Linked DNA regions of Mus musculus: regions 1, 2, 3, 4 and 6 are each linked to region 5. The links are chromatin loops, found by intact Hi-C in ENCODE. Cell type or tissue: left cerebral cortex. All regions are shown on one strand. Region 1 has its middle 6.0 kb from the start of Pde12. Region 2 overlaps Il17rd (interleukin 17 receptor D). Region 3 overlaps Pde12 (phosphodiesterase 12). Region 4 has its middle 8.9 kb from the start of Il17rd. Region 5 holds the start of Appl1 (adaptor protein, phosphotyrosine interaction, PH domain and leucine zipper containing 1). Region 6 holds the start of Tasor (transcription activation suppressor).

The links. Peaks named below come from ENCODE experiments on the same cell type or tissue, not always from the same donor. Only the 100,000 strongest peaks of a DNase experiment are listed, where the experiment ranks them.
Region 1: it touches region 5 in a loop (2.0-fold over the local background); 9 of 42 quality-filtered maps call a loop at or near these places.
Region 2: a loop joins it to region 5, with 2.2 times the contacts of the local background. A loop is called at or near these places in 5 of 42 quality-filtered maps.
Region 3: it touches region 5 in a loop (3-fold over the local background); 7 of 42 quality-filtered maps call a loop at or near these places.
Region 4: a loop joins it to region 5, with 2.4 times the contacts of the local background. A loop is called at or near these places in 18 of 42 quality-filtered maps.
Region 6: a loop joins it to region 5, with 2.6 times the contacts of the local background. A loop is called at or near these places in 4 of 42 quality-filtered maps.

The regions. Positions count from the first base shown.
Region 1 is chr14:26,673,829-26,677,828 of GRCm38, forward strand. No RefSeq gene overlaps it. Among named protein-coding and RNA genes, the nearest start is that of Pde12, 6.0 kb to the left of the region's middle. In left cerebral cortex, a CTCF peak has its summit at 1,731; no DNase peak of the experiment used is centred here.
Region 2 is chr14:27,107,212-27,111,211 of GRCm38, forward strand. It overlaps Il17rd (interleukin 17 receptor D), which reads left to right. Exons shown (of 13, transcript NM_134437.3): 13 at 1-75. Among named protein-coding and RNA genes, the nearest start is that of Il17rd, 70 kb to the left of the region's middle. In left cerebral cortex, a CTCF peak has its summit at 2,061 (motif pointing right); no DNase peak of the experiment used is centred here.
Region 3 is chr14:26,665,289-26,669,288 of GRCm38, forward strand. It overlaps Pde12 (phosphodiesterase 12), which reads right to left. Exons shown (of 3, transcript NM_178668.3): 1 at 2,960-4,000; 2 at 1,090-1,168; 3 at 1-679. The coding sequence ends at 237. Among named protein-coding and RNA genes, the nearest start is that of Mir7672, 2.3 kb to the right of the region's middle. In left cerebral cortex, CTCF peaks have their summits at 2,362 (motif pointing right) and 3,946; DNase peaks (open chromatin) are centred at 1,845, 3,281 and 3,837; H3K4me3 peaks cover 2,389 bases; H3K27ac peaks cover 570 bases.
Region 4 is chr14:27,028,135-27,032,134 of GRCm38, forward strand. No RefSeq gene overlaps it. Among named protein-coding and RNA genes, the nearest start is that of Il17rd, 8.9 kb to the right of the region's middle. In left cerebral cortex, CTCF peaks have their summits at 1,833 (motif pointing left) and 3,198 (motif pointing right); DNase peaks (open chromatin) are centred at 1,806 and 3,198.
Region 5 is chr14:26,968,551-26,972,550 of GRCm38, forward strand. Appl1 (adaptor protein, phosphotyrosine interaction, PH domain and leucine zipper containing 1) reads right to left here and starts at 2,001. Exons shown (of 22, transcript NM_145221.2): 1 at 1,851-2,001. The coding sequence starts at 1,904. Gm41114 (a long non-coding RNA gene) reads right to left here and starts at 258. Exons shown (of 2, transcript XR_874477.1): 1 at 1-258. In left cerebral cortex, a CTCF peak has its summit at 1,758; DNase peaks (open chromatin) are centred at 418, 1,444, 2,077 and 3,131; H3K4me3 peaks cover 2,775 bases; H3K27ac peaks cover 1,317 bases.
Region 6 is chr14:27,427,083-27,431,082 of GRCm38, forward strand. It overlaps Tasor (transcription activation suppressor), which reads left to right and starts at 1,752. Exons shown (of 24, transcript NM_001114879.2): 1 at 1,752-2,302. The coding sequence starts at 1,987. It overlaps Gm52095 (a long non-coding RNA gene), which reads right to left and starts at 1,545. Exons shown (of 4, transcript XR_003951011.1): 1 at 1,460-1,545. In left cerebral cortex, a CTCF peak has its summit at 2,470; DNase peaks (open chromatin) are centred at 1,698 and 2,464; H3K4me3 peaks cover 2,093 bases; H3K27ac peaks cover 1,806 bases.

The DNA of each region.
Region 1 (4,000 bases), 290 kb before region 5:
GAACACTCAAACCTAAATGGAATGTCTCCATCAAATTCCTCCACTCGGGGAACAATAAGAAAGATGAGGTGGAAAGAGAATAAGAGCCAGAGGGGATGGAGAACACCAAGGAATCAAAGCCTTCTAGAAACAACAGGGCTAGTACACATGAACTCAGAGACTGAAGCAGCATGCACAGGGTCTGCACAACTCAGTACCAGATGAGGTCCTGGAGTTGAAAGGGGAAGTGGACACATGCCCCATCCTTAACCCAGAAGCTATCTCCAGTTGATAGCAACTTACAAATAAAGTTTTCATTTTTTCCAAGGGAATCTCACAGGGAAAACAAATTATGCTTAAGAGTAGGTTGCTTGCCCACCAATAGAATTGGCTCAGTTTGGGGTGTTTCCTCCTTCCAGTGAGATCTCATATCAACACCACACTCAGTTCAGTACTTCACACACTCAGGGCTTCCCTCACTCCTCACATTTCAGAATCCTCAAAGATTCAATCAGGGCCATTTGTGTGATATAATTGAATTAAGAATTTGGGAAATGAAACCTGTTTTGGTTAGGGTTTTACTGCTGTGAACAGATACCATGACCAAGGCAAGTCTTATAAAAAACAACATTTACTTGGGGCTGGCTTACAGGTTCAGAGGTTCAGTCCCTTATCATCAAGGTGGGAGCATGGCAGTATCCTGGCAGGCATGGCATAGGCAGAGCTGAGAGTTCTATGCCTTCATCCAAAGGCTGCTAGTGGAAGACTGACTTCCAGGCAACTAAGGTGAGGATCTTATGTCCACACTCATAGTGACACACCCATTCCAACCAGGTCACACCTATTCCAACAAGGCCACACCTCCAGATGGTGCCACTCCCTGGTCCAAGGATATACAAACCATTGCAAAACCTTTACTTAAGTGATATAATAGATGCTGGTCTTCTGGGTTTGAAAAAGAACAAAAAACAAACAAAACAGCTGTGATTAATAAGAGTCTAGGAACACCGAGGTGAAATTTTCTGGGACCTGTTTCCTCAGGGTTAGCACTTAGAAGCTCCTGGAAGGAGCCAAGACTATAATCTTTAGCTAAACTTGTTAATATGTAAAATGATTCCTTGTGGAACTGGTTTTGGCAGCATGAAGGCTGCAGAATTGCAGGGGTCATGTGTGACAGGATTTTCCCTGTCCAATCACATTAAAATATTAGTGCAGCAGGAGGCCTGTGATTAGAGAAGGGGAAAGGGAGGCAGAGCTAAGAGTTGCAGAGACAGGGTCTGGGGAATGGGGGAGAAAGAGAAGCCAAGATGGAGTTGGAGGGACAGGAAGAAGAACCTGAACCAGCGTGGCTTTAAATAGCCACAGGTAGTTATGACAGCATAAAGGATAGAATAATTGGGATAATTTGTCTAATCTAGGTGGGCAGCTTTTATCATTCTCAATTGGTTCTGAAGTTATTGTATTGCCATCTTGTGAATTGAGAATTTATTGATACATAAATCTGTTTGGTTAATTATAAGCTTCTAGAATTTTGTTTTTACTGGGTTGCTGGGTGTTGTGGCGGCTGACTTTGTGGCAGCAAAGGGAACTCGGGAGCTCCAGACCCGCCGGAGAGTTGGCAGGCAGAGAGTAGCCCGGTGGGATCATGCCAGGGCAGAAAGTATCTGGATGGAGCCTGGGGACTTGGTGGTTCTACTTGGTTACTGGAATGTGGGAAGGGACAGGGGAACCAGAACTGGGAACACAGCGATTAGTCGCTGGGGGCGCTAGATAGAGACAGAGCTAGCGGACCGCACCGGGGCCAAGAGTTTCCTGGCAGTAGCACGGAAAGCCTGTAGTTTTTAATACTTCCCGAAACAGTCATGCAAAAAAGTTGAGAGTTAGCACCATTTGGCAGGTTGGAATTCCTGAAGAGAAGGCAGGAGACCATTGGTAAAGGTAACAGTCTCTGTTGCAGTGGAGATCCTAGTATATTGGAGATGTCAAAACTATAAAACAACCACTAAAGACAGTACCAGGTGTGTGTGGAACAGCTTTCTTCTGCTTCAGTTCCTGTTTCTAGGTTCCTCAAAAAGTCTTGTTAATAGGAGCTCTCATTGGAAGAAGGAAACACCCCAAATTGAGCCTATATTGCTGGGCAAGTCGAGGAGGAGTGAGTCAGCATGTTCTGACTAGCGGTCTGCAATGGTCCATGCAGGCGCAGCAGGCATTTCCACATTCACTAAGCTTGGAATCTGCCTGACACCCAGAGATGAATAAAGACAGCATGACTGGGGCAGCCAATTGGCTGGTGCCAGCTGTGGGACCAGCAGTTATGGTCTGAGCGGACATAGGTGGAGGGTATAAAGGCAATCCTCACGATTTTAGTAAATGAGTCTGCTTCTCCCAGAATCTGTCATTGATTCCATGCCTTCTTACCCTCTACCTGTCTGGGGCCCGGGGGCGCGGGGAAGGGTTAGGGCAACAGGCATGCACTCTACCCTTAAGAGTAGTTTGTTTTCCTGATGAGAGTCCCTTGGAAAAAACTAAGTTTTTATTTGCAAATTGGTTATCAATTGGAGATAGTTTTTGGGTTAGAGATAGGGATATGTGTTCACTTCTCCTTTCAGGTCTAGGATCTCAACTGGTACAGAACTGTGAAGGCCCTGTGCCTTGAGTTCCTCCTCTGGCTCCCATTTGTGATAGACTATATAACCTATAAGCCAAATAAACTCCTTCCTCCCTGTAGTGGTTTGAATAGGTTTGGCGTCCATGGAAGTAGGTGTTTGAATGCTTGGCTCATAGGGAGTGATATTACTAAGAGCTGTGTCCTTGTTGGAATAGGTATGACCTTGTTGGAGGAAGTGTGTCACTGTGGCGGTGGGCTTTGAGAGTTTCCTCCTAGCTGCCTCAGGATGTAAGTCTTCTGTTTGCTTTTAGAACAAGATGTAGAACTCTCAGCTCCTTCACCACCACCATATCAGCATGAAAATTACCATGCTTCCCACCATGATGATAATGGAATGAGCCTCAGAACCTGTAATCCAGCTCCAATTAAATGTTGTCCTTTATAAGAGTTGCCTTGGTCATGGTGTCTCTTCACAGTAAAGAAAACCCAAGCCAAGACACTCCCCTAGTTGTTTTTGCTCAGTGTTTTGTTTGGTTTGTTTTTGTTTTTTCCAAGAGAAAAACTTTTTGTCACAATCTTTTGTTTTCTGAGACAGGATTTCTTTGTGTAGTCTTGACTGTCCTGGAACTAGCTCTGTCAGAGATCTGCTCACCTCTGCAATACTGTTCAGTGTTTTATCTTAGCAATAAAAGGCAAACTAGGACAATGTCCAGTGTCATAGAAAGAAGCCAGCTCTGTCTTGCTCTGTTCTTCATTTTTTTTATAATAAAGCAAAATATCCTTTGCTTCTTTCTTTCTTTCTTTCTTTCTTTCTTTCTTTCTTTCTTTCTTTCTTCCCTTTCTTTCTTTCTTTCTTTATTTTTTCTCTCTCTCTTTCTTTCTTTCTCTCTCTCTTTTCCTTCTTTCTTTCTTCCTTTCTATTTATATGAGTACACTGTAGCTGTCTTCAGATACAATAAGGGTGCATCAGACCCCATTACAGATGGTTGTGAGCCTCCATGTGGTTGCTGGGACTTGAACTCAGGACCTCTGGAAGAGCAATCAGTGCTAACCCCAACATACCTGAAGAACAAGATTCTGACCTAAAAATCCCATCTCATGGAAATGATAGAGGCCTTTAAGGAAGATATAAATAACTTACTTAGAAAAATTCAGGAAAACACAAATACGTAGAAGCCCTTAAAGAGCAAACAAATAAATGCCTTAAAGAAATACAGGGAACACAATCAAACAGGTGAAGGAATTGAATGAGATGGTCAAATATCTAAAAATGGAAATAGAAACAATAAAGAAATTACAAAGGGAGGCAACCCCGGAGATGAAAAACCTAGGAAAGAGATCAGGAGTTACAGATGCAAGCATCCCCAACAAAATTCAAGAGATAGAAGAGAGAATCTCAGGCATAGAAGATAC
Region 2 (4,000 bases), 140 kb after region 5:
TAAGTCATGGCTGACATTTGTAAGATGCTTTTGTACCTTAGAATTTTCTACATCAAATAAAATGTTTTCTTGTAAGCCTGCAGTGGCTCCTTATTTCCGAATATCTGTCCCGTTTCCTCCCTAGCTCCTGACTGTCGGCAGAGGAGTCTGCCTCAGCCTGAGACGGTAGGTAAGGAGGGCTTGCATCTGTGTCTTGCTCTTGGAACTCATCACATCCCAGCTCTGCTGCAGGTATTGTGACCCTGTGATTAGGGGACCCTGGTGCCCACTTTCTATAGAATGGACCCAAAGTCCTGCTTTAGGGGTTGGTGGCTTCAGCTGAGCTCCTGTTGTGGGTAGAGTGTACCTGAAAGTGACAGGTATCCAGAAGGGGGCAATGGCTGATGATAGTAAGGAGGCTATAAGCCTCCAGCCATTACCTAAAAAGGAGATGGTCAAAATTTGGGGTCTTAGGGATGTCAAAAATTGGCAGAGCCCATCTCACTGCTCAGGGTTAGTTAGCCAGCCAGGTAAATGTAGACATGAAGTTGAGAAAGGCTGAAAGCTTCCTCCTGAAGTGAAGAAAGAGGCAGTCAGCAGCTGGTTCCTGGAAGGTGTTTGTGTCTGTTGTGACCTCCACAAGACACAGGAAGGAGGAGCCTCCGAGAATCCTCAGTGTTGGTGCCTGGGCCAAGGATTGAGACACCATCACATCTAGTTCATAAGTCAGAGCATTCTCATTATTAAAGGGCAGAAATAATAATCTGGGTGACTGCTCTTTCCTGGATGTGCATATCAGGAGCAAATCTTACTCTCCTGCTCATCGTTTCCAGACTTCTGCTGTGAGGTCCGATGGACAAATGGCTACCCTCACCCCAGGCATTAACAAAAGCAGGAGTGTATGGAGATCAGAGAAAGCTGTGAATGAGTGTGTAAGGAGTGGACGGGGCCCTGAGGTAACGTGTTGTTGGAATGAGTATGTCAAAGGTGCAATGGCCTCAGACCCATGGGAACCGCAAAGCCTTCCGCTGGTTTGTGTGTGGATGCTGGCTATACAGAAATGTGGTTGGAAGCGGCTTCCTCCTGGGTTGTTTACAGCTTGCCACAACACCCCTGGAGAGAGAGAGAGAGAATATGAATCTCATACGGAGACTAAACCTTTTTATTCAGCTCTACATAGTATACCAACTCCTGTTGAGTTATACTCAATAAACCTGCCTCCCAGATTCAGATATATAATAAACATGGTTTCCTGAGTGCCCAGCCTACCTGATCCCAGCTCTTCCTTCCTTCTTTTCTTTCTTCCTTTCCTTTCCTTTCCTTTCCTTTCCTTTCCTTTTCTCTCTCTCTTTCTTTCTTAAGCTTTATTTATTTATTTATTTATTTTATTAGTGCATTGTAGCTGTCTTCAGACACACCAGAAGATGGCACTGTATCTCATTACAGATGGTTGTGAGCCACCATGTGGTTGCTGGGAATTGAACTCAGGACCTCTGGAAGAGCGACCAGTGCTCTTAACCACTGAGCCATCCTTCCAGCCTCCCAGCTTTTTCTTTATGTGTGTCTCGGTTCTTCATTGCCTATCACCCCAGGTAGGTTGGTTCCTAAGCTGTTCAGGTCTTGGAAGGAAGAATTAGCAGTACTCCAGGATGAGATAGATGGCATAGGGCCATCTTTCCCACTTTTGTGGCATATGCCAGGAAGTGGCTAGGTATTGGCATCCTGCCAAACTGAGGCTGGGCCAAGAGGAACTTGGAGTCCAGGAAGGTAGGGGCATGCCTAGCCTTGAATGCAAGTGTAGGCAAGTTCTGCCTTTGGTTTTAACCTCTGAGGGTCAAGGCGCGTAAATATCCTCTGCACTGGGTGAAGTTGCAAGTTAGTGATGAGGTTTTGTTATTAGCATTGGGATTAAGCCTTTGGCTGGCTGAGCTCAGAGCTCAGTCTGCTGGCGTCTTTTTGATTCTAGGTAGGTGGCTTGCCTCGTTTAGGCTTTAGTTTCCCTATCTGGAAAGCCAAGCAAGGCTGTTTGGTGGTTTGAATGTAAGTGATTCTGGACATTTAACATGACACACACTGTCTCTGGACGTGTGGTCACCAGGGGGCAGGGCAGGTGTGGTAAAGTGAGGTTTTCTTCCAAAGCCTTCCTCAGCCATGGCCTGGTGTATAACTAAAGCAGAGCCTCATGGATGTCTCAGTGTAGAAGGACAGCTAGAGATGGCCCTTGGGGGAGGTGGGCACTTGATTAGATGAAACTCCTTATTTGAAACCAGTGGTGTTGGAGTGAATACCAAAGTTCTTACATAGCCCTGTGCTATGTAAGGGGAATAGACCATTCTCTGTCTTCCTTCTCCACAGTTCGTTCCTTCCTTCCTTCCTTCCTTCCTTCCTCTTTCTTAACTTCTTTCTTTCTTTCTTTCTTTCTTTCTTTCTTTCTTTTTTTTCTTTTTTTCTTTTTTTTTGTTGTTGTTGTTGTTTTGAGACAGGAGTTACTTTGTGTAATAGCCCTGGTTGTCCTGAACTCTTTGTAGACCAGGCTGACCTCAGACTCTCAGAGAACCTCTGCCTCCCGAGTGCTGGGATCAAAGCTACCACATCTTTCTACTTTCATGTAGCCATGCCTAGGGCCTTGCATATGCTGTTTCTTTGTCTGAAACACCTTTTGCTTATATCCCGCCCTTGTGGTGATTACTGCCCGTCAGTCTAGACCCAACACGTATCTTTAGGTGGACTCATCTCAGCTTGTGTGAGCATAAGATGGATCCTTGCGCTTCTGGAATGTTCTGTGTGGGCTGGACTGATATTCTGCTGCTTTAACCAGCTTGTGACCCCTGGCCTATTGGGACAAGTGCCCTCGTCTTGGGTTTCAGTATCAGCAGAGGGTAAAGATGTACCTGATTCATGGGCCCAGAAGGATAAAACACTCAGAGGGGGTTGCTCAGCATGTAGCAGGTGCCCAGAAACGTTTTTCTTTTGTGAACAGGTACTGACTTGTAAACAAAACAAGGTTTCCTTGGGAAGAAAACTTATCTTTACACATTGCAGTCTGGTTCCAGCCAGCTCCTAGGATTCCCTGTCTTCAGACCCACGTGGATGCTCCTATTTCCTCCTGAATGGCTGGTTCTGTCCTGGTTTCTCTCTGGGGGTAGTGTTCTGTGTGCATATTGGACAAAGTTTCCTAGAGACAGAGGGTTGTTGCATCACATGGGCTCTATCCAAGTCACCCAGGTGTTGGATACCGCTTGCTGTGACCAGCTCATCGCCCTCCCAACAGGCTCTGGAGTTTACATGTCGTTCAGCCTTCGGGATGAGAGTCAAACCCAGGTGTTTCCTATGTACAGCTTTGGCAAACCGCTCTCTGCTCATTATGTTCCTTGTGTTTCCCCTAACCCAGGTGAGCAGGAAGGTTTTACTTGCATAGAAGTCTTCCATAGCTACTTCCAGATATTGCTTTGACTTGAACAGTAAAACCAAGACTTTACGCCTCTTGCAGACAATGCCATTCCCCAGATGAGAATCACTCATATGTGTTATTACATCATCAGGCTGTACCCTGATTCTCAGATGTTGCAAACAAGGGTGGGGATTATCTGTGCAGGTTATAGCTACAGGCAAAAGGTTTAGTATCTTTTCCTAGGAATTCCATTTTTAGGGTCGTGTGTGTGTGTGTGTGTGTGTGTGTGTGTGTGTGTGTGTGTGTGTGTGTGTATGAGGTGCAGTCTCTTGTATTTAATATATAGCTCAGGAGATCTTGAACTCCTGTTCCTCCAAGTGCTGGAATACAGGTGTGAGCCAACACATGTGCTCGTGGGTCTGTCTCAGCTAAGAGTCAAGTTGCAGGGGAATGGTCTGTTTGGACTGAAGATGCAGCTCAGAAGAACAGCATTTTCCTGGTAAACACACAGGCCATGGGTTTTATCCTGGGTACAGACACCAACTAAAGGATTCATGTCAAGGAAAATACTGACAAGTATGGTAAATGAAAACCACACACACTAACACCTCTGGGGGTAGGATTGTAGCA
Region 3 (4,000 bases), 300 kb before region 5:
CTTGCTAGTCATAAATATGTTTTCCTCTAAATGTAGGGAATTTTAAAAAGGAGGATAACGATATTATATGATGCAAAGATGAATTAGTTCTGTAACAAAGCCGTCTGGAACATAACCAGTAGGGAATGACCATTGAGTCTGGTGTTGCCTCACTGAAGGTTGATATATGGGCTTTGTTTCATATTACATTTTTTTGGACAGTTCCTAGCTTCCTTTCAGAGTTAGTGAAGTAAAATCTATTTCCATTTTAAGTCACATACAAGTGCTATGTGATCAGAAGGATGAGAAACACTAGGTAAGGCCTGGTGGGTGGTAACTTCTTCATGACTAGGTAATGGAATCACCTGTTCAACCTCTAAAGTATTTAAGTCAATGAAAATGTAATCTAGACATCCGTGAAAGCCACCGACATAATTTGTGTAGGCAGGTTCACCACAAGCACTCTTCAGTTTGAAACAGTGTGAGAGAGGCATGCTGCATCTCTCCTCTTCCCCATTGGAAGCCCAGTCTTCATGATCCTCTGCAATGCTGCCACTGATGACAAAATGATACATGCCTGTTGATGGTGTACTATTAAAGTCTCCACAAAATATAACTGGTATGCCAGGATAGAGATCACGTGAGACATGTCTAATATGAACCAAGGCTACTTCCATTTGAATGAGACGAATGTATCCACCTACAAACAAACAAACAAACAAACAAACAAAATTAGTGCTAAGTATTTTTTAAAGCACCTCCCACCCTGAGAGCACATTGCACCCACAAATCATGGTACCTGAATTACATTCAACACACACACCTTACTTTTGATTTTTTGATAAGAGTTTTGAAATCCACGTTGGCCTAGAACTTGAAATCCTCCTGCCACAGCATCCTCAGAGCTGATTACATGTGTGTACCACAACCCGAGCCCTATCAAACTCTTATCTTGAATGTCACTCAGATTCTACAGGCTATTATTTCACCTTTATATTTAGCCTGTGTGTGTGTGTGTGTGTGTGTGTGTGTGTGTGTGTGTGTGTGCGTACAGCTTTAATAACATTGAGTCTCAATGTTTAAGTCATTGTAAAGCTAAAGAAAACCTACCTTTTGGGTGCCAGTAGAGATGGGTATTAGCAACACATATCTTTTTGGAAGAGTCTGTTGTAGACTGAAGAACTGAAATCTGTAATAGGAAACATCAATGTTCAGTTGGTGTCTGCCGATCTCCTGAAAGTATTTTTGGTTTTGGTGTTGGTTGTTTGAGGCAGTTTCTCACTGTATACTCCTGGCTGTCCTAGAACTCACTATGTAAACTAGCCTGGCCTTGGAACTCATAAAAGTCATCTGCCTCTTCCTCCAAAGTTCTGGGATTAAAGCAGGTGCCATAATACCTGACTCTCAGGCTGAGCTATTTCATTCCACAATCTCTTGAAAACTAAGACACCAAGTTTTAAATCTGACACTACAAGTTTTAAGGTATGTAACATGAGTAAATATAACATTTTAGTAACCATCCAATATACACCATTATGAAAAAATACATTGTAGTTGATAAATTTAAGATTGAACTGTTTCTGCCAGGCAGTGGTGGCGCACACCTTTGATCTCAGCACTTGGGAGGCAGAGGCAGGTGGATTTCTGAGTTCGAGGCCAGCCTGGTCTACCGAGTGACCCTGTCTCGAAAAACCAAAAAAAAAGAAAAAAAAAAGATTAAACTGTTTTCAAGTGTGAAAGCACTTACTTGTCCTGGAGTCAGATCTGTTTGAACAGTCTAGCATTTACAGCACTGTGCCTCGGAGTAAGGTAAAGAAACCATATCACCTCCCTCATAGATGTGTGTATTCAATTAAATGAACTTACATAAGAGTGCACAGAACACAGTGGTGCTTGAAAATGGGTAGACATTCCTTTACTCAGAACAAAACCCATTACATAAAAAACTCTGAAAATGCCCTTAAAGACGATGAGCTTAGTAGCACACAACTTTAATCCCAGCACTTAAGAGGCAGGTGACTCTCAGTGGTTCATGCTAGACTGGCCTACATATCCAGTTCAGGACATCCACCGATACACAGTGAGACCTCATCTCAAAAATATCAACAAAATTCAACAAAGGAAACAAAATAAAATAAAACAAAACACAAACCCACAGATTAAAGCTACGTTCACACCCTGAACAATAATGCTAACATTGTCAAGTGGCTATGAATCCTGGCTTCATACTTCTTTCTATCTATCTATCTATCTATCTATCTATTTAATATATGTGAGTACACTGTTGCTGTCTTCAGACACACCAGAAGAGGGCATCAGATCCCATTCTATCTATCTATCTATCTATCTATCTATCTATTTATTTAATATATGTGAGTACACTGTTGCTGTCTTCAGACACACCAGAAGAGGGCATCAGATCCCATTACAGATGGTTGTGAGCCACCATGTGGTTGCTGGGAATTGAACTCAGGACCTCTGGAAGAGCAGTGAGTGCTCTTAACCACTGAGCCATCTCTCCAGCCCTTCATACTTCTTTCAACTAGCATAAGGACATTAGGAACATTTTCTCATTTATTAAAAAAGGATAGTATCTGTAAAAACAGATAAGCCAATTACTTTTTCTTACACACTAGTTAACAATAGAGACGAAACATCTTAAAACAGGAGGGACTTAGACTTGGGAGTGCTTTAAAGTGCTCTTAAAACGGTACGTGACAAGTTACTATGTCTACCTGGATTGTAAACACTAAGGAATGTCTCTATTCATCTTGTTGAAGGCAACCTGCGGCAGGATAGGCACACTAGGAGAGGTTAAAATGTGCTGAATTAAGGAACAGGCTACACTTTCAAGATGCTGGAGCAAAAACACTTTAAAGAAATGCGTATTTCCAATGACGAGTACTAATACCCAACCCCCTATACTCCGGCAACCCCTAATCCTGGGCGAGTATGAAGAAAACAAGCAGAGCTACTTGACCTGAAGGACAGATGACCTCTGGAGGACCTTCTCCTGTGCTAATGGGTTCAAAGCCAGCTTCTCTAGTAATTCTTTGTGCAGTGGGTCCGACTTGAGGGCTTCTTGAAAAGAGATGTCATGTTGACTAAGGAGCCTGAACTTGGACTTCCGGTAGAAAGTGGCCAGGCCTTCGTGCTGCTTGATTCGGAACACGCCCTCCAGCCCGAAGGCCTCCAGGGCCGGTACCAAGCTGTCGGAGAACACCGCGCGGTCCACCTCCTGCAAACAGATGAGGTCTGCGTTGTAGCCTGTGAGCTCCTTCTGTATGAGATTCTGGCGGTAGTCAAGCTCCAGGGCGTAGGGGGCACAGTACGGGTACAAGACCGTCCGAGAGAACTCAGTCTGGGCGTACGTGTCTGCCAGGATGTTGTAGGAGACAGTGCGGATGAAAGAGTCCTCCGTCACCTTCTTGGTGTACAGATGTCGATGGTCAAAAGTGCAGGTGCCAGGCCCGGCCTCCACCGGGCACAGGCTTTCTAGCTCCCGGCTTGGCCCGAAGCGCTGCCCATTGCCCGGTGTACAGTGAAGCCGGAGCCGGAGCCCGATGTCTGCATTGCACGGGGTGTAGACGCGCTCGTCCACACCGGTCTCGATCCAAGCTGAAGGCTGCGAAGAGTGAGACGAGGACGCGGGGCCGCTGTCCCCAGGTTCTGCCGCCCCGGGTTTGACTTCCTTGTACCAGCGGAACACGGAGCTGGCGGGATCCCCAAATTCCACGCCGAGTTTGGGGCACACAGGGAAGCCAGCCATGATGTAGCGCGGCAACTGCAGCTCCGTGAAGGTGGGCGGGTTGCGCTCCACCTTGTACTTGACGTCGCCGATCTGCAGCACCGCTCCGTCCTGCCAGGCGTCCACATTGAGCACATCCTCGGCCACCGCCTCCTCCCGGTAGTACAGCTTCACCACCGGCTCGCAGGTCGCAACCGGCTCAGGCCCTGTAGCCTCACAGGCCGCGCCACCGCTCGAGTGGGCTCGGTTCTTCCTGCTCTTCTTGGCGGCCGC
Region 4 (4,000 bases), 60 kb after region 5:
CACCCAGCACGGATAACATTCTCTTAAAAGAGGCTTGAGGGTAGGTGTGGCTCAGTGATAAAGCATGTCTTTAGCATATGCTCATGGGAAGCTAAAACATCGCCAAAGATGGAGCAGGACTGTTGTGGTAGTGTAGCTAAATTTGTCACCAGTGGTAGCGTCTGGGTTGGGTGTTTCCAGGCTTTTGGCCTCTTAGCTAAAGAACTAGAAGTGAGGGCTCACATAGATTTGCAAAAAAAGGCAAGATAATTTTATTTGGAGCAAAGAGATAATATAGGTCAAGGAAAGATATACAATCAAGACAGACGTGGAGCCCCGTGAGCAGGAGTATCCAGGGCTGTGTTATTGTTCCAGCCTTCTTTTTAGGTGGCTCAAGAGAATGAGGGATGGTTTCTAGGCTTCTCTATTTCAGTTGATAGTCTGGGTTATGTGTTCAGCCCTTCCCATAATACCTTTAATTGTAATCATATGCATGCCCAATTATGTGTGTTAGGGTGGGAAATGGGGGATTCTCTCTACTACAGAGCGCAGTTTTGCTCACTGCCTAAGCACTCAAAATCAGGTCAGGCCGGCTTAGCCCTTACATTCTTTATATTTGGATATTAGGGATATGCTTGAATAGAAGCTGCCTTACTTTGATCGTTGTAAGTGACGGGGGAACTCATACACTGTTCAGAGATGGGAGGAAGTGTATCTCTGACATAGGTGAGATTTTAAGGGGCTTCTGAAGATGCTAAGTGAGTTGTTTGGAGAGGGGTATGTGCACACAGGGAGAAGGAACTAGGCTGCTGCGTGTGTTACAACAAGGGAGGTGGAGTGTGCTGTATGCACGATCTCAAAGCGAATGGGGGCTCCAGGGTACTGAAGTCTTTCTTACACCTTCCTAACTCAGGTTTATTTCTCCCCAGAGCTCTCACTGGGGAGCCACTGAGCAATTCTGGAATTATCTCAGGTACAGACTAGTCTGGGTCCAATTAGTAGACAGAAGCCACATGATTTAAACAGGAAAAAAATAATACAAGGAACTAATGACTAAAATAAGAAATAAGAAAAAGGAGGAACTGGTAAGTAATAAATAGAGGGAACCCTTAAGGGTATATAATTGAAATTCTCAGAAAAAAAGATTAGAATATATTTTTAAAGAAGGTTGTAGTCCGGCAGTGGCGGTGTACGCCTTTAATCCCAGCACTTGGGAGGCAGAGGCAGGAGAATTTCTGAGTTGGAGACCAACCTGGTCTACAGAGTGAGTTCCAGGACAGCCAGGGCTACACAGAGAAACCCTGTCTTGAAAAAATCAAACAAACTAACTAACTAGCTAACTAACTAACAAACAAAAAGGAAGGTTGCAGGATACAACTGTAAGCCCTGCAGTTAGGAAAATAAAGCAGGAAGATTTTGAGTCTTAAAGCCCTCTTCCTCTCAAAAGAAAACAAGAAAAGCAACAGCTACTGCTTAGGGCTGAGAAAAACAACCCAAAGTAGATCCCCTCTGCCAGAGCAGAAACCTGGATCTGGGGAGGGCAGCCATGCTTCCCTGGGTGACAGAGAACTTGCTTTGACACTGTGCTATCTTGAGAGCCACTGAGAACGAGAGAGGCTCTGGCTACTGGCACTTCTGGCTGCTGTGCATTGCAAGAGGCAGCTTTTGTAAAATCTGGTATGGGGAATGCTGCATACGTAGCAGAGCTGGATATTATAGAACCAGCCTCCACTTCAGGAGCTGGAAAAGCCACCCAGTGGTGATGGAGAACTCGCTGGAGAAGAGGCCTTGAAGGACCCGCTAGATTGCAGGAACGCTTCAGCAAGAGCGTGCTTTTCTTCGTGTGGCGTCTCTTTATCGCCCTCTACTGACAAGTACAGTATAACGCTAGCTGACAAAGGAAAACGGGAGACCAGCTTCATTCAGTTTTGCCTAACGGTTAATGATGGGTGAATTTTGAACCTAAGAGGCAACAAACTGATAACTAGTATAAGCACTTCCCTTAGAGTACTCGCCTTCCGTGTGTTCCTCTCACACGTCCGAAGGTCTATGACTCCACCTAATAGGACACAGCCATTGCAGGAATGAAGATGCCCTCATCTTTTGCGAGAAGCTCTTTCCAAAACAAACAAGCAGTCCCAACAGCAATTGTATGTATTGCTAGCTATATTAATTAGTCACTGTCCCACCGGTTATTTAAAATCTAAACTAAAGCCAGGCACGGAGATGCAAATCTGGAATCCCAGCATCTCAGAGATAAAGGAAGCATCAGGAGTTCAAGGCAGCTACGTAGTGAGTTCAAGGCCAGTGTGAGCTACATTAAGACCCTGTTTCAACCCCTCCCCCAACCCTACCCACAAAGGACTAAATTTTTGTTTTGTTTTGTTTTTCGAGACAGGGTTTCTCTGTGTAGCCCTGGCTGTTCTGGAACTCACTCTGTAGACCAGGCTGGCCCCAAACTCAGAAATCTGCCTGCCTCTGCCTCCCAAGTGCTAGGATTAAAAGATGTGTCCCCATGGTTGGAACCTGGTTGGAACTCTTTAATTGATGAACAGACTCAAACCTCAATTCCCCAAACTCTGAATACCCAGTAGTCCTGCTTTTCAATACACATACATACACACACACACACACACACACACACACAAACATACACACATACACACATACATACATATGGAGAACCTTTTGGGGTACCGCTTGGCAGGAATCTGACATTAGGCCATGACAAAGAAGTAAGTCCAGACAGGGACCTGACATTGGCCAAGGACAAGGCAGTAAGAATCTGGTTTTAGAGTAGAACAAAGAAGTAGGCTCAGATATCTTGATCATCCTTAGAAACAGTGATCACCGGAGTGATCATGGGGCTTTGTGTTTATTGGCTTGCTTGTTCCTTGACTATTGTCTTGCTTGAGCCCTCTTTGTACTACTTGCCCTGAATACGTGCATGTAATTAAAAAGGTATAAAACATGGATTGGGAAAATTAAATTTGCCTTCAGTCTCAGAGTTGACTGGGGTCATGCTACAATGTTGTCTAACTATCTTTCTTCTTTTTAATCCTCACTCCTGAGCTGGAAAACCTGTTGACTGACTGAGTGGGCTTGGTCACATACATACATACATACATACATACATACATAATGTTAAGCTATAGGTGTTTTGTCTATATGTACGGCTGTGTACCACATACCTGCAGTTCCCAAACCTGCCAGAAGAGGGCACTGGATCCCCTGGAACTGGAGTTAGAGACAGTTGTGAGCTACCTTGTAGATGTTGGCGGTTAAACCTGATCCTCTGGAAGAACAATCAGTGCTCTTAATGGCTAAGCCGTGTATCCAGCCTTGGCTCTGCCATTTTTGGTTGCTAAGTTTCTATTAACATTTTCAGCGGTCATGGAAATATTGAGTGCTGTACCCAAGAGTCCCTAATTCCAGAGATCATGATCTTTGCCCCTGCTGTGAGAAACACTAAATTCCCCTTTGAATTAGGGATCAGTCACTCCAGCCAAGAAAGAAATGCCTTTCAGTGGCAAAATGGCCTTGTGACAGCCTGACCTTTCAATCCAATGGAGTCATCACTAGACTCCCTTTGAGATTAAGATCTCTAGGCCAGCAGATTTCAAATTTACTGGAAAGTAAAGCAAAAACGGGGCTGGAGAGATGGCTCAGCACTGACTGCTCTTCCACAGGTCCTGAGTTCAATTCCCAGCAACCACATGGTGGCTCATAACCGTCTCTTATAGGATCTGATGCCCTCTTCTGGTGTGTCTGAAGACAGCAACAGTGACAGTGTACTCACACATATAAAATAAATAAATCTTGAAAGAAAGAAAGAAAGAGAGAAGGAAAGAAAAGCAAAAATGATTTCAGAGAGTTAATAGGTGTGATGGGGAGAAACTGCTTCCACTTACTGATTGGCAGAGTGATTCGAGGGAAACCGGCACCAGTAACAATCCCTAATTCCAAAGACACACTGTATCTATGGCACAGTCTTTGAAACATTATAGTGCATTTGCAGTAA
Region 5 (4,000 bases):
ATTTTGAGTCTCCATGCACATGAGCACATATACACAGAGATGCAAACACATACATACATGCGCAACACATATACACACAAAAAATAAATAAATAAAAACAAAATTGAGGATTTATCTTAGTAGTACAGCTTTGCCTAGCAACTGCAAGGTCCTGGATCCAGCCCCCAGTACCAAAGAAATCAGTTTAAATTTAAAAATGGGCTGGAGAGATAAATCAGTAATTAAGACATTGACTGCTCTTCTAGAGAATCCAGGTTCAATTTCCAACACATCATGGCTCACAACCATCAGTAACTCCAGTTCCAGGGGATTCAACACCCTCTTCTAATCTCTGTTAAACACAAATGGAACACCCTTACACCTAAAAACAAATTTTAAATTAAAAGACAACAACAATAACAACCGAAAATACTTATGGTTCAAGCTTTGCAGTAAGTACTCAGCAGACAGAGGCAGGAGGAAGCTCATGTTTGAGGCTAGTCTGAGCTACAGAATGAGTCTGACTCAAGTTGTAAACTACTTATACTGAAAATGCAGGACTATCTCTACATGGAAAATCATAGATAGGGCACTGTGTGACCCATTCTCTTTATAGTCTTTATTGGGCTATAAAAAGTCAGCTGGGTAAAAGAAGTTCAGACAGTATACTGAGTCTTAACTTAAAAAAAAGAAAAATGATAAAATTCTTCTGACTAACACAACCACAAAATTGTAGCAAATCATCTGAAATAAATATATCTTAAGGCTTTACACTGAAAAAATCATTACGCACAATTTAAACTACGAGATAAACAAATATGTGGCTTTCTCTTTCTCACATTATCTGATAAGAGTACATTACCTCCTAGCAACTGGCCTATAAAGATTGCCTTCAGAGAAAAGAATAAATCAATTCTACAATCAGAGCACAATTCTAACTTTGAAATAAAAATTGGCACAAAATCCATGACAAAAGTGCCATCCAGGAAAACAAGCGCTAGCTCTTCTCTTTTCCTCTTTTTGGTTGGAGGGCCACTTATTAAACTACAAATGCCTATGAAGTATGTACTTCTCAGCAAGCAATATTTTTAAAAATCTACCTGCAACACTGTTTTATATCCCTTACTATACATAAAGGCTGGCGTAAAGATGAAGTTTACACAAGTTAGAGGCTCCAACACCTTTTAAAACACAATTGATGTCATTAAGTACTGAAAAAGAAATCCAACGAATCGTTTTATTTTTCCCAAACTGTCTTCAGCCAGAGCAACCACACCAGCATCATCCCTAACGCACAAAAACAGGGCTTTCATTTTGATGAGTTTATTCGGGCCAATCTGCTACCCAAAGCTCAGCCTCCTCGAAGCAGCGTAGGCGCCTTCCGTCACCCGCAGTGCACAGCTCAAGTGACAGCCACCAGCCTGAGACTCGGGCACCGACACAGCACGGGGAGCAAGGCACGCACTCCTGCTTCCACCGGCGTTGCACACTCCGCCTCGCAGACCCTTCCTAAGAAAACTAGCCACTGCCGTCCCCCCGAATGCCGGGCCTCCTCCGAAAACGCCACGAACAGGACTTATCTCACATCCTATCATCGCGATAAAAACAGCACCTCCCGTGAAATGCAAAGGCGACTCGGCGCGGACTCAAACGCCAGGCCCCACGGGAGACAGTGACGGCCGCTCGGTCTCCGGGCCGCCCGTGGCCCAGCCGCGCGAGTACGCGCGGGCCTCCAGCCCGGCCCGGGAGTGTAGGGCGCGGCCCCGGCAGACAGCGACCCCGGGCGGCGGCGCCCACCTGGGCCACGGGCACCTGAGGCTCCAGGCCCGCGCTAGGCCGCGCGCTCTCCTCAGCCGCCGCTCGCGCCTCACCTGCGGACTGTCCTCCAGGGTCTCTTCAATGGGCAGCTTGTCGATCCCCGGCATCGTGGCGAAGGCTGGGCGGCGGCAGGACACTCGGCAGCCGCCCACAGCTCCGCGCGTGGCCCCGCCTGCTGCAGCTGACCCGGCCCGCCCTCTCGCAGGCGCCGCCGCCCCAGCCCAGAGCTCAGCGGCCGCCGCGCGGGAAATCCCGCCCCCCCTAGGCCCACTAGCCCCGCCTCCAGCTCACCCATTGGCTCGCCGCGACGTCTGTCACCGCTACGGGGCTGACCGGGAATTCCTCCCCGACCGCGGGTTCTCTACCAGAGCAGTGGCCGTGCGGGCCGAGCAGTGTGGGGATGTCGACCTCCGTCGTCGGGCGCGCGTAGTTGAATACGTAGGGGGCTGTCTGAGTCACGCTAGCGCACAGCTAACCTGAGCCCGGAGTGAAGACCGCCGGAGGGGACCTGAGGCAGTTTTACTTCTGCACCATATTTCGTCAGCAACCAAAGAAAAAAAATCCCTACACCTAGCGTCATAACCTTCCCAACCCTGCTCCAAGTTTTCAATCTTATCTCCTGCAAAGAGCGTTAACTCACAAATCTGTGGAATCCGAAATTGTGTCATTAACGGGGTTTACAGTTAATTTGGAGTAGTAGACCCTAAACTTTTTTTTTTCTCCTGGACACCTGCCTATCGGCATCAGTTTAAAACCCTTGATTTTGTTGACAAATCATTAGTTCTTACCTCGTCTTCAAGTTTGTCATTGCTGAAAATACGACCACTATATTTCTTGTATATCACAAAGGAAAACTTTTTTTTAATAAAAAAATTTAAAGATACATTTATCGGAGGACTTCCTTCCGTCATTAAAGGGCTTCTCTCGCAAACCGATTGTCAGGTTTGGCAGGACTCAAAGAACTTCTCTGGTCTCCTTGACTGTAGAGTGAAGCTCACACAGTTGGAGATTTGACATGTAAGGACTAGGCTAACACTGTTTTGTTGTGTTGTGTTTTATGGATTCAGCCTTGATGCACCCTTTTCTCCAGCTTCACACGTTATTTCTCTGAAGTGTTGTACAGTGAGTTTACCGATATGCAAAAAAATTGGCAAAATCATTAATATCTCCCAAAAAAATCTACCCATTAGTCCACTAGTCCATTCCACTGTCATTCAAAGAGTACGATAAGCTGGGAGAAGAGTATTAGCTTCCTGCTTCTCCAGCTGCTTCGACCCAAATCCAGACACTGGAGCAAATCCAAATATGGTAATGAAGAGGAAGCTGTGAGTTTACCAGATTTTCCCCATGGTCTCTTGAAAGATAAAAACTTTGTTTCAGAAGTTTTTTTTTTTTTTTTAAGATTTATTTACTTATTATATGTAAGTACACTGTAGCAGCCTTCAGACACTCCAGAAGAGGGAGTCAGATCTTGATTCGGATGGTTTTGAGCCACCATGTGGTTGCTGGGATTTGAACTCCAGACCTTTGGAAGAGCTCTTACCCACTGAGCCATCTCACCAGCCCCATTTCAGACGTTTTATGGTAGACTTGAATTATAGTTCCACGGAATTACCTTCAGTGGTATAGCCATTTTATGCGAATCCATTCCTTAAATTCTCTATCAAATAGTCACCCTCCTGAAGAGATCTTTAGTTTTGAAGAAAGATGGTTTGGAGCCAATTCTTCTGTTGTATGAAAGGTTCCCACTTGTATTATGGGTATTTTCTTTCTTTCTTTCTTTCTTTCTTCCTTCCTTCCTTCCTTCCTTCCTTCCTTCCTTTCTTCTTCTTCTTTGTTGTTGTTGTTGTTTGGTTTTTTTGGTTTTTTTCAAGACAGGGTTTCTCTGCATAGCCCTGGCTGTCCTAGAACAAACTCTGTAGACCAGGCTGGCCTTGAAATCAGAAATCTGCCTGCCTCTGCCTCCCAAGTGCTGGGATTAAAGGCATGCACCACCACTCCCTGGCAGGTATTTTATTCTTGATATTTCTTTCTTACTCAGCTACTACGAGCACAATGCACCTGGCTGTAAAGAGGCAAAACTTTCAAGTAAGGTGTGTTGACACATGTCCATATTCCCAGCATTCAGGAGGCAGAGGTTCAAGGATCCTTGCAAGCTGAAAGCCACCTAGTCTAGAAGACCAGCCAGGACTACACAGTGAGA
Region 6 (4,000 bases), 460 kb after region 5:
CAACTTGGGCTACATTCTTGGCCCTCTCCTGTTTTATTTTATTTGATACAGGGGTCTTACTGTGTAGTCCAGGCTGACCTTGGACATGTATAACTCCTCTTACCTCTTCCCCCTGAGGGCTGGGAATAGGTATGTGCCATCAAGCTCATCCTCCCCAGTATGAAAAAGTGACTAAAATAGTGTAGGAGTTTTTCTAAACCTTCCCTTTTCTTTCACCATTCAAAAAAGGAAAGTTTTAAAATGTACTTTTTACCTTAGCCTCTAATCCCCAGGTAGCCCAGGATGACCTTGAATTTCTCTCTTGCTTCTACCTTCCCAGGGGTGTGCCACCATGCTCAGTTCATTTGGTGCTGGTAGATTAAAACCTGGACTTTGTATATGTTAGGCAATCTCCGTGAACTCAGCTAAATCCCAAGCACCTACCCTGTTTACTAATAACTGATTTACATACACTTTTCCTTGATTTGGTTCACAGAGGTGCAGGTTTTACACTACACACGATGCCAAACAATGGATGCTTATCCCAGATCCTCTGCTGCTCTTGGAGAGCTCTTCAAGTACCAATCACTTGACAGAGGCTGTGGCTCTTTTGCAGTTTATTATCTTGGCCTAACAATTCCTTCAGTAATATTGAGGTGTTGGGGGACAAAGACCTGGGCGTCCTGCTGCTGTTGCTTAGAGATCTTGAGTAAAAAGTATCCCGTGTTTCTTCATCAAATGCATTATTGGGCCGGAGCTGCTTGAAAACTAGGCCTTAGGCTGTATAAATACTTTGGATGAAATTAGACCTGGCTTTTGTCATCTCAATTTGCCTAAATTTCAACATTTAAATTGTGCAAAAGCATCTACTTGGTATCTGTTGTGAGAATGTGTCTATACAGATGGTAACTCAGAACCCCTTACCTAGAAAGAAACTATTGAAAGGCCCTCCCTTCATTTCACTATCAAATTGTTTTCTTCTAGGTGGTCGAACATTCTTCTAGGTGTGCGAGCATTCGTGCCTCCCATCATTAGGTTGTAAATTGTGCGGAAGAATCCCAAATATTGAATGTTTGCTTATGTAGTGCTTTGGTCTGGAGTACGACCAGTGCTCGTGATCTACTGGGAAAGCAGAAAGTCTGGATGGAATAGGATGTTATCACCCTGCTTATCACTGGAGGCCATTTTCTTATCTCTCTTCACTGCCTTTCTTATTGTTTGTTTATAGTCTTTATGCATATAGGTGGCTTGCCTGCATTTATGATAGAGCACCACACGTATACCTAGTGCCCTCCGAGGCCAGAAAAGGACTTGGATTCTTTGAAGTGACTAACTGCTGGTTGAGTTGTCCTATGTCGGCTGGAGCTCGAATTCTGGTCCTTTGGAAGATCAGCTCAGAGCAGACCGATCACACGACCAGGATCAGCCAATTATGTGCCGGGTTTGGTCCACAGACCTCCGGAGGAAAGAAGGTGCTTACTTGCAAGAGTACTGTCCGAAAGACGTCCTCTGGGCTTGCCTCCGTCAAACGCAGTGCGGAGAGGGCAGGGCCCAGGAATCCGCAGAATGCTGCCAAGCCCAAGCCCTCACTCTGAAGCGATGGCGTCGACGCTTTCCCCGGGCGTGGCACTCTCCTCTTTTGGCGGGCTCGGCATCGCGAGGCTCCGCCCTCCTGGAACGGTCTCTCTGCAGTCGCGGAGGCGGGCTCTGCATTTCTATTGGTAGAGCGGGTCCGCCGAGGCCCCGCCCCCTCCCGGGCCCGACGCGAGCACGTTGGGTAGCCAGGGCCGGTTGAAAAGCCGCCCGAATCCGGAGCAGCTCCCGGGGCGAGAGGCACGCTTAGGGCCGCGGTGGCGGTTAAGAGGCGTCTCTGTGGCTGGAGTGCGGTCCCCGGGGGCGGAGGGGCCGGGTGGGCCGAGACCTCGGCGGCCTGGCCCGCCGCCCTTCCTCCCCTACGCCCGTCGACCTTGTGGGCGGAAGCTCCCTGGAGCGCCTCACGCCCGCGCGATGGCGACTGCCGCGGAGACGGAGGCCCCTTCGACGGACGCGAGCTGGAAAAGCCGCGGCGGCGGCGGCGGAGACGACGGGATGAAGCCAGCGCTTCCGGAGCTTGAGTCCTCCCTACAAAATGGCGGCGGCGACGGCGGCGGCGGCGCGGGGCCTGAGGAGACCGCGGCAGCTGAAGCCGCCCGGAGCTACGGCCACGAGCAGCCTCAGCAAACCTCCGAAGCGGCCGCGGCCGCTCTGCCCAAAGGCGCCGAAGAGCCGGAAAGGCCTTTTAGGCGGAGTTTTCAGATCCCCAGGAAGAGCAGAGAAAAGAAAGGTGGTGCCTCCCCTTCCTCCCACCCCCTCTCTCGCTTCCCTCCCCCTCCATCTTTTTCATTAAGACCTCTCTGTCTCCTCTCCCCACACCCATCCGAGACACGTAAACACGCACGCAAGCGCCAGCAGCCTCTCCGCTCACGGCCACGGCCGCCCAGCCGCCCTTGGTGCGAGAGGATAGGGTGGAACCACGCTCCGCCGCTCCCCCTCTCCCCGTGGAAGTTGGAAGTAGCTCAGGTTTGAAGCGTTTCCATAAGGCTGCGGCTCCCCGAGCGGAAAGATGGTGCTCGGTGCCCCTCTTTTCCCCCAAGCCCCGAAGGCAGAGAAGCTGATGGTGGCCTCCTAAAGATGCTTCTGAGAAGTCTGCTTGTGGAAGTAGCCTGTGGCCATGGATTCTGAGGCTTTCTCCAAGGCCACTGCGTTCTAAGGACAAGTGTTTCTCACTGTGGAAATTCTTCAGCTCTGTGTGTCTACTTGAAATGTGCTCGATGTCAGCGTCTTCTATTTAGAAAACTCTCCATTAGTATATGCGCTCCATGCAGTTTTCCATCACACTTCATTTCCATGTAGTTTTTTTTTTTTTTTTTTTGGAAAAGCATTAGCTTACGTAGGTTCTTCTGTATAACTTCCAAGCCTAGAATGACTTTTCTTAAACGATTATAGGAACAGTTGGGTTGCTTACTTTTTGAGATCTTAGTGCCATATTGTAAAACGTACACTTTTTTTTTTCTTAGAGTAGGTTTTGACTGTCCGATAATTTGGAATTTTCTGGATTTGACTTAAACACTTACCTTCTTACTGCGTGTTTTTTTTTTTAATTGTTTATTTCCCAAATCTTTTTTTTTTGTCATTTGAATATCTGAAGATTTAGAATCTTGATTGGAACCGTGCATCTGGGTAACCAACTCTCTGCACAACTGAGATTATGAAAGTATAAAGAAAGTTCCTTTCTAAATGGATGACAAAGCGAAGGAAATAGCATGAGAAACCATGCAGAGAAGGATGAAGTTGATCTTTGCCGGCTGAAGTGAATGTTTCTAGAAATACTCTTTAAATGATGTAATACTTTAGGGTGTAGGGCAAGACAGTGAATTCACTTGATGTCGTTAAGGTGTGTATGGCTGTGCTGATACAAGAAAAGTTAGATACTCATCCCCAACCGCCAGTTGGTAGAAAAGGTGAGAAGTACTTTTAAGTAGGGCCTCATAATGTAGTAAGGGCTTAACAGTTTCAAGCTGTATCAAACCTTTTTGACATCCTATTTTGGATTTTAAATGACTAAGGCTTTGAACAAATCATTAAAACAAGACTTTAAAAAGGGACCAGAAAACTGGCTTAGAGTCCTTTAGGATTCTGTTTGAAAATTTAGTAAGGTAGTATGTACTTCTTAAATTTCATAAGCCAAATCCAGAAGTTGCTCTAAAATGACTGCCCTTGAACATACTAAAAGTGGCACAGGGAATTAGGGAGTATAAACCTTAGCTGCTTTTTCCGTGGAGTCTGATGTATTCCTTGGGGGAAATGAGATAGTTTCCATTTTGCCTAGGGATATGATTTTTACTTTCTCAATTGTAAGGGAGGTTGTAGTTAGAAAAACATGGTAGGGTTTTTTTAAATTTTTACTGAAAATAATTCTTAATATCTTACTGTAAATCAGGCAGCAGTTGTTCAAATAGTACATAATAGGGTCAAATCAAAA